2 separate regions of the Homo sapiens genome follow, and region 2 is linked to region 1. A link is an interaction called in ENCODE POLR2A ChIA-PET data of the cell type or tissue named here. Cell type or tissue: IMR-90. All regions are shown on one strand.

What was found. ChIA-PET counts read pairs that join two places held together with the same protein. Peaks named below come from ENCODE experiments on the same cell type or tissue, not always from the same donor. Only the 100,000 strongest peaks of a DNase experiment are listed, where the experiment ranks them.
Region 2: POLR2A ChIA-PET joins it to region 1 with 8 read pairs; 3 of 35 experiments call an interaction of 5 or more read pairs at or near these places.

Annotation. Positions count from the first base shown.
Region 1 is chr1:27,029,434-27,033,433 of GRCh38, reverse strand. It overlaps LOC101928391 (a long non-coding RNA gene), which reads right to left and starts at 1,676. Exons shown (of 8, transcript XR_007065559.1): 1 at 1,605-1,676. In IMR-90, no CTCF peak of the experiment used is centred here; a DNase peak (open chromatin) is centred at 1,653; H3K27ac peaks cover 216 bases.
Region 2 is chr1:26,828,777-26,832,776 of GRCh38, reverse strand. It overlaps ZDHHC18 (zDHHC palmitoyltransferase 18), which reads right to left. Exons shown (of 8, transcript NM_032283.3): 2 at 170-330. Among named protein-coding and RNA genes, the nearest start is that of ZDHHC18, 4.1 kb to the right of the region's middle. In IMR-90, no CTCF peak of the experiment used is centred here; no DNase peak of the experiment used is centred here.

The sequences.
Region 1 (4,000 bases):
AAGCAAGTTAAAACCCACTATCATCTCCTTGCGTTAGTGACACATATCTGTCTTAGGAAATAAAGCATAAAGGCAAAGTGTATTTTCAGAGGCACTAAAACTTCTCCCCTTCCCTGCTGGGCGGGTGCTTTGATTTGGAGTATTCTTGCCCTAACCCCTCCCTCCCACGGTACCCAAACACAGGCCCCAGTTGCTCAAGCAGGAAAGACAGGGAGCTGTGAAAGGCTCAGAAACTTCATCTGAGACCCTAAGGAGTGGGGGTCAGAACCTTATCTGGCTTCTGAGCTTGGGCAAGACCCTTCCCCTCGGTGGGCCTGAGCTTCCCCCTCTGTATAATGGTTTAGACTTCCAGCTCTGGTATTCGAAGTTAAGGATCCTGATGGTGGCCAGGCGGGGTGGCTCATGCCTGTAATCCCAGCACTTTGGGAGGCCGAGGCGGGTGGATCACTTGAGGTCAGTTGTTTGAGACCAGCCTGGCTAACATGGCGAAACCCTGTCTCTATTAAAAACACAAAAGCAGGCCAGGCGCAGTGGCTCACACCTGTAATCCCAGCACTTTGGGAGGCCGAGGCGGGCGGATCACCTGAGGTCAGGAGTTCAAGACCAGCCTGGCCAACATGGTGAAACCCCGTCTCTACTAAAATATACAAAAATTAGCCGGGCGTGGTGGCAGGCGACTTAATCCCAGCTACTTGGGAGGCAGAGGCAGGAGAATCGTTAGAACCCAGGAGGCGGAGGTTGCAGTTAGCTGAGATAGAGCCATTGCACTCAAACCTGCGGGATAACAGCGAGACTTCTCTCAAAAAAAAAAAAAAAAAAAAATACAAAAGCAGCCGGGCGAGGTGGTGCACACCTGTTATCCCAGCTACTCCAGAGGCTGAGTCAGGAGAATCTCTTAGAACCTGGGAGGCGGAGGTTGCCGTGAGCCGAGATCGCGCCACTGAACTCCAGCCTGGGCAACAAAGGGAGACTGTCTCAAAAAAAAAAAAAGGATCCTGATGGAAATTTAGAGCCCCACGTTCAAGGGTTGGAATGGTATTCCTGGATAATCCAGGCCCAGAAGACCCAGAAAGCTTCTCCTAAAACATGTATGGCATATCAGGTTCAGGTCCTGGAATGTCCTCTGAGCTCTAGCACCTTGTCCTAGTGACTTGGCCTCTCTGGGCCTCAGTTTTGCCATCTGTCAAATGGCAAGAACACCGAGTTTATGAGGATAAAACATGACAGTGGCAAGAGAAGTGTCCTGTAAACTGCAGAGTGCAGTCCTCCTGGGAGGGAAGGACAGTTGTTGTTGTTGTTAGGGGCTCATGTTTTGCCTTCCAGCGGCGCCGGGCGAGCAGATTAGCCTGGCCTCGTTCTCACGGTGGGAGACCTCCTCCGTCCTCCCCAGGAACCACGGCCCCTGCCCTGCCCAGATCAGCAATAGCCCTCCATAAGCCTCCCACCTGGAGGGAGGTGGCGGGCAGGGAACAGCCAGGTAACCGTGGGCTCCTCACTGCAAGGGCCCAGCTCAGATTGAAGGCAGAGGGAACGAGCGAGCGAGGAGGAAGTGGGGAGAGACGGAAGGAGGGGCAAGCGAATCAAAGCACTAGGGATTTACTCACCCAAGCAGGGACAGGGAAGGAGATGGGGCTAGCAGGGCGGGGGACGCCCATGCGCCGCCCCTTCAGAGGACAATTCCCGGGGCCTCACTCCCTCCCACTCTCTCCCTCCCCCGCGGCCCATTCCCGGTGCGACTCCTCCCGTGGGAACTGCTGTCGCTGCAGCGGGCGCCCTGCCACGTGGATGCCAGGAATCAGACTGGGCGGCTGCGGCAGGGCGGGCGCTTCCCTGGGCAGCGATCAGGGCAGGCCTGGGAGAGGGCTGACCCTCACTGGGGTCTGGGGAGAGGGCGGCTCTGGGCGGAAGGGCACCTCGGGAACTGGACGCCCTGGGCTTCGCAGCCCCTCAGATCTGCAGCCAAGGTCATCTTTTCCCAGCTTGAGGAGCAACAACTGGGCACCACCTGGGAGCAGGTTAGAAATGCAGGCTCTCAGGTCTAGCCCCAGACTTGCTGACTCAGAACCTGCACATTCCAAGGAATGTGCCCCAGGTGGCTCCCGGGCACTTTCAAATTTGAGAAGCCTTTTTTCTACAAGAGTAGGCCTGAGTATTTACAGGTTTAAAAAGACGCGGTGGCTCACGACTGTAATCCCAGCACTTCGGGAGGCCGAGGCCGGCTGATCACGAGGCCAAGAGATGGAGACCACCCTGGCCAACGTGGTGAAACCCCGTCTCTACTAAAAATACCAAAAAAAAAAAAAAAAAAAAAAAAATAGCTGGGCTTGGTGGCGTGCGCCTGTAGTCCTAGCTACTCGGGAGGCTGAGGCAGGGAGGATCGCTTGAACCCAGGAGGCAGAGGTTGCAGTGAGCCGAGATCGCGCCACTGCACTCCAGCCTGGTGACAGAGCAAGACTCCGTCTCAAAAAAAAAAAAAAAAAAAAAAAAAAAGACAGACAAGGCCAAGGCCAGGCACGGTGGCTCATGCTTGTAATCCCAGCACTTTGGGAGGCCGAGGAGGGCGGATCACTTGAGCCCAGGAATTCAAGACCAGCCTGGGCAACACTGTGAGACCCAGTCTCTACAAAAAAAAAAAAAAAAAAAAAAAAATTAGCCAGGTGTGGTGGCGTGCACCTGTAGTCTCAGCTACTGGTGAGGCTGAGGTGGGAGAATAGATTCAGCCCAGGAGGCAGAGGTTGCAGTAACCCTTGATTGAGCCACTACACTCTAGACTGGGCAACAGAGCGAGGCTCTGTCTCAAAATAAATAAATAAATAGGCTGGGCGCAGTGGCTCACGCCTGTAATCCTAGCACTTTGGGAGGCCGAGGCGCACCTGAGGTCAGGAGTTTAAGACCAGCGTAGCCAACATGGTGAAACCCCGTCTCTACTAAAAATACAAAAATTAGCCAGGCGTCGGCCAGGCGCGGTGGCTCACGCCTGTAATCCCAGCACTTTGGGAGGCCGAGGCGGACGGATCACAAGATCAGGAGATCAAGACCATCCTGGCTAACATAGTGAAACCCGTCTCCTCTACTAAAAATACAAAAAAAATTAGCCGGGCATGGTGGTGGGCGTCTGTAGTCCTAGCTACTCGAGAGGCTGAGGCAGGAGAATGGCGTGAACCCAGGAGGCGGAGCTTGCAGTGAGCCGAGATCACGCCACTGCACTCCAGCCTGGGCGACAGAGTGAGACTCCATCTTAAAAAAAAACAAAACAAAACAAAAGAAAAAAATTAGCCAGGCGTGGTGTCACATGCCTGTAATCCTAGCTACTTGGGAGGCTGAGGCAGGAGAATCACTTGAACCCGGGAGGAAGGGGTTGCAGTGAGCCAAGATCACGCCATTGCACACCAGCCTGGACAATAAGAGTGAATAAGAGTGAAACTCCATCTCAAAAAAAAAAAAAAATTAGTAGTGTATAAATAGACCACATAATCTATGAATTGTATTCCATTATAGGAAAGGGGCATTGCAAGATACTTGTTACAAAAGGGGGCGTGAGGCCTGCTGGGGCTGGGAACCCACTGAGGAACACTCACTCCTGTTTTCAATCAACAGCATGGCTCTGAGGAAACAGAAGCAGGAACTAAATGGCGCTTGAATCTGAGGAGCTTCTACCCTGGCAGGCGAGATGAGATAGAGACGCAAATCGCCACCTTCCTGAGCCTCAGTTTCTTCACCTGTGAAATGGGCTTTCTCACCACTCACCTCTGCCTGCCTCCCTGCAGGGTCGGATCAGATGGGCCGAACCAGCTTCTAGACAGGGAGGGGCTTCATGAGCCGCTCCACACCTGAGGGAAGGGAGATTGGAACATCTGCCCTGCTCACATCGTGCCAGGGACAGCTCAGGCTTCTGTGCCTATCTTGGTCTTCAGACTCCAGCCTCTGGCCCTGCAGATTCTCTCTCAGGGCCTCGTCTGCTTTCTCTGGTGTCCCTCTCTCTTCCACCTTCCTTCTCCAC
Region 2 (4,000 bases), 200 kb after region 1:
CTTGTTGATCATCTGTCTCCCTCTGTGCCAGTGTCAGCTCCAGCCTGCCTTGCTCACGACTGCATCCCCAGTTCCTAGTATAGTTTTGGAAGAGAAAACCAGGCCTCCTCCCAAGTCAGGGAATGTGGAGCTATGGAGACCCAGCTTCAGCTGGGAGTAGAAACCTCACCGATCTGTTTCTCCAGGGCGGCTGCTTCACAGACAGTGGCCCGGGGCAGGATCCCAGGGTCGGTGAAGCTTGTCTGCAGCAGGCAGCTCATGACGAAGAAGAAGAGGATGGCAGCGATGATGGGGATGGCAAGGGTCAGCTTGCGAGCCAGGTAGGGACAGCTAGAACGAGAGATGGAGAGAGATCAGCAGACACCCCAAGGGCTCCCTGCGGCACAGGGCTACAGCACGTGGCAGGCGCTGTCATTCCAACAACCACCACCAAAATCTTGAATACAGCCTCGCTCTGAGGCAGAGGCACAGCTCCTTGATGAGTGCAGCCACTCCCCAATAAGTACCGGGAACAGACATCACTAATTGATCCTTGTGATATACTTTCCTCCAGAGCACATGGCAGATGTGTCCAATAGATCCCAGCACTCCTAACCTCTGCATCCAGAGAATCCCTCTACACACAGAGCTTCAGGCAGACACTAGTGGACTGTCACCTGAGACAAACCATCCTGCAGTGTTCATTCACTCATTCATTCACTCACTCAGTCCACAAATATTTACTGAGGTCTTCTCTGTGGCAGGCAACACCTTCAATAAGCAGCAGGAATAATGACGACGGATAAGACAAGAGTCCCTCCCCCTTGTGGCTTATGGTCTAGTGGGGAAAACAAGACATGTAAACAGGGAATTGCCACACAGGGTGATGTGTGCTCTAGTGGGGGAGGGGAACGCAGTAGCACAGTCAGGAAAGGCAACCTGAAGGAGACAATCCTAAGCTCCAACCTGAAGAATGAGTAGAGGGCTGGGGGAACTGCATGGTCCAGCCACTGTCACTGTGACCCAAGGTAGGCAGGTATCCCCAAGGCAGTGCTTTCAGACCCCCTGACCCTGGCTGCCTCAGAGAATAGCCTGTGCCTGCTGAATGGTCATGCCTCTGTCCCCCAGGGAGGCTGCCTACCACAGCCCTCTTCAAGCTCCCTCCTCCATCTTAGGGCTAGAACATTCTAGAAGTTCTGGACACTGGTGGGAGAATGGCTTCATGATAGTGAAGCTATCAGGGCTCTCTCTCTATGGCCAATCCTCTCTGTTGTCACCTCACTGTCCACCCAGAAGCCAGAGCCACTTTTGGAAATGTCAATCAGATCATGTCATTTCCCTGCTTAAAACCTCCCAATTGCTTTCCATATAGTTTGAATACAATCCAAACTCCCTACCATGGCCTTCTAGGCCAGGCATGATCTGGGCCCTACTGAGGACTTCAGCCTCATTCTACAAAACTCTCGTCTTGCTCCTGCTCCTCCCATCACAATAGCCCATGACAGTTCCTATAACAAGCCTGGCTCTCTCCTACCTCAGGGCCTTTGCACTTGCTGTTCCTTTTCTCAGATTCCTCTTCCCTCCTCAGAAGGACCTACCTTGACAACTCTGTACACAGTGAACTTCAATGCTCTTTCTTTCCTGTATAACATTTAGTATAGATTTCAGCTACTTGTCTATGTGATGGCTATTTTTCTCTCACTAAAACATAAGCTTGGCCAGGCGCAGTGGCTCACGCCTGCAATCCCAGCACTTTGGGAGGCTGAGGTGGGCGGATACCTGAGGTCAGGAGTTCGAGACCAGCCTGACCAATAAGATGAAACCCCATCTCTAATAAAAACAGAAAAATTAGCAGGGTGTGGTAGCATGTGCCTGTAATCCCAGCTACTCAGGAGGCTGAGACAGGAGAATCACTTGAACCCGGGAGGCAGAGGTTGCAGTGAGCCGAGATCGTGCCATTGCACTCCAGCCTAGGCAACAAGAGCAAAACTCTATCTCAACAACAACAACAACAACAACAACAACAAACAAACATAAAAAAACATAAGCTCCTCTGTGGGTATAGACTATGTTCTCTTGTTCAGCTTTATATTTCCAGCACACTGCACAGCACCTGGCACCAAGGACGTACCCGGTAAATAACTGCTGCCAGGGGACAGAAAAATAGCTACCATCTTTTGAAGGCTTACTATGTGCCAGACACTGCCCTAATTAATAAACTACTGTTAGCAACATCCAAAGTACAGATAGTTACTGTGCTATGTACAGATAGTTACTGTACTATGTAGATAGTTACTGTACTATCTACAGATAGTTACTGTACTACTGTACCTGGATGGGCCAGGTACCAGGCTAAGCAGTTCCTGTGTACTTTCTCATCAAATCCTCACTGGGACCCTGTGAAGTTATGCTCCCCACTTTACAGATGAAGAAACTAGAGCTCAGAGAGTTTAAGTAATCTGCCCAAGGTCACATGGCTCAGGAGTGCTAAAGTGGGACCCAAGCCAGGTCTGACTTTGAGGTTCATACTTTTAACCATCACCCCATAGCCAGAGTAGCACCTGATCAGGTAAGGAGATGACGGGGCCCTGGGAGGCCTGAGATCAACCAAGCTTCCAGGAGTGGCACAGTAGGCACACACCTGTGGGCACCTGCATGCTGCTTCTGAAGTCTCCGTCATCAGATGCTCTGGCCTTCAGAGAAGCCCTTCCCCTGAGGAGCAGACTGCCAAGGCCAAGGGCTCCCAGTGGGTCACACTCTGCTCCATACATCTCAATGGTTTCTGGGTCTGACCCTCAAACAGAACCAGTGGGCGCTCAGTGTCACCCACATGGCAATGAATCCAGTTCATATGCAATCAGACTTGTGTGGGGGGACAGAGAAGACTTGAAATCTAAGACTTGTAGAGCCTGCAGGAACCACCAAGTCCTAGCCTCCTGATTTGCCAGAGGCTAACAGCTCTCCCAGGCCCACAGCTAGGTTCAAGGTCATCTAGCCAGCCAATGACAGAACTAGGGTTTCCAGCCTCCCAGCAAATACACTGTCAATTAATTCAAATACACTGTCAATTCATTCATTCAATAAGTATTGAGCACCTACTGCATACCAGGTGCGAGTTCTAGGCACTAAGGGTGCAACAGAGGAGAATGTCCTGCTCTCATGGGCAAAGACCAGAAACTAACAAGTATACCATAATATGTCAGGTGGTGGCAAATGCTTCAGAGAGCGATAAATGAGGGGAGAAGAGAGGTGCAGGAGGGGAGTGGTTTGCTATGCTGTGCGGATGGACAGGGGAGGCCTAATGTGAGAGAGTGAGCCATGAGGCCACCTGCAGGAAGGGGATTCCAAGCACTGGCCCAGAGGTAGGAGTGTGCACGGAGGATGACATGCCTGGAGGGAAGACGGGGACAGAAGACAGCAGGGGACAGAGGCCAGGGAGGATTCAGGCCTGAGTTAGAATCAAAAGGGCACTCTGGCTGTTGTGTGGGGGCGAGAAGTAAGGCAGAAGTTGGGAGCCCTGCTGGAGGCCTGTGCAACAATCCACCAAGCCAAACAAAGAAGCAAAGCCATTCATAGCAGGAAAGGCTTAGAGAGCACCTTACCTTTTCCCAGAGCAATGGGGAGCATCCAGTCCAGACCCAGGTGAGCTCTCGGCCCAAACCCAAACTCTTCTGCCAATCTACCAGCCCCCAATGAGGACAAGCGGGGACAAACTGCAACATGGTTCACGAGCTCTCCCCAAACCCAGAAGTCCTTGCTTTCTCCCTCGCTGGGGACAAAACAGTCACCAGTGAAGATACCCGGTCAACCCAGAGAAGGTCCTGCTTCTAGTTCAGAAGTTAGGCCAGATATCACACTGCAGGGTCATGTGGGTCAACCACGGCAAGTACTGCTTCCTCCTGCCTCGGCTGCAGCCCTGGGTGTGGGGACTGAGAGGGCAGCCCAGGGGATACTAGAAAAGGCATTTCCAAAACACTCATGTGGCCAGCCCAGGGAAGTGGATCTGAAACTCAGCCCAGAG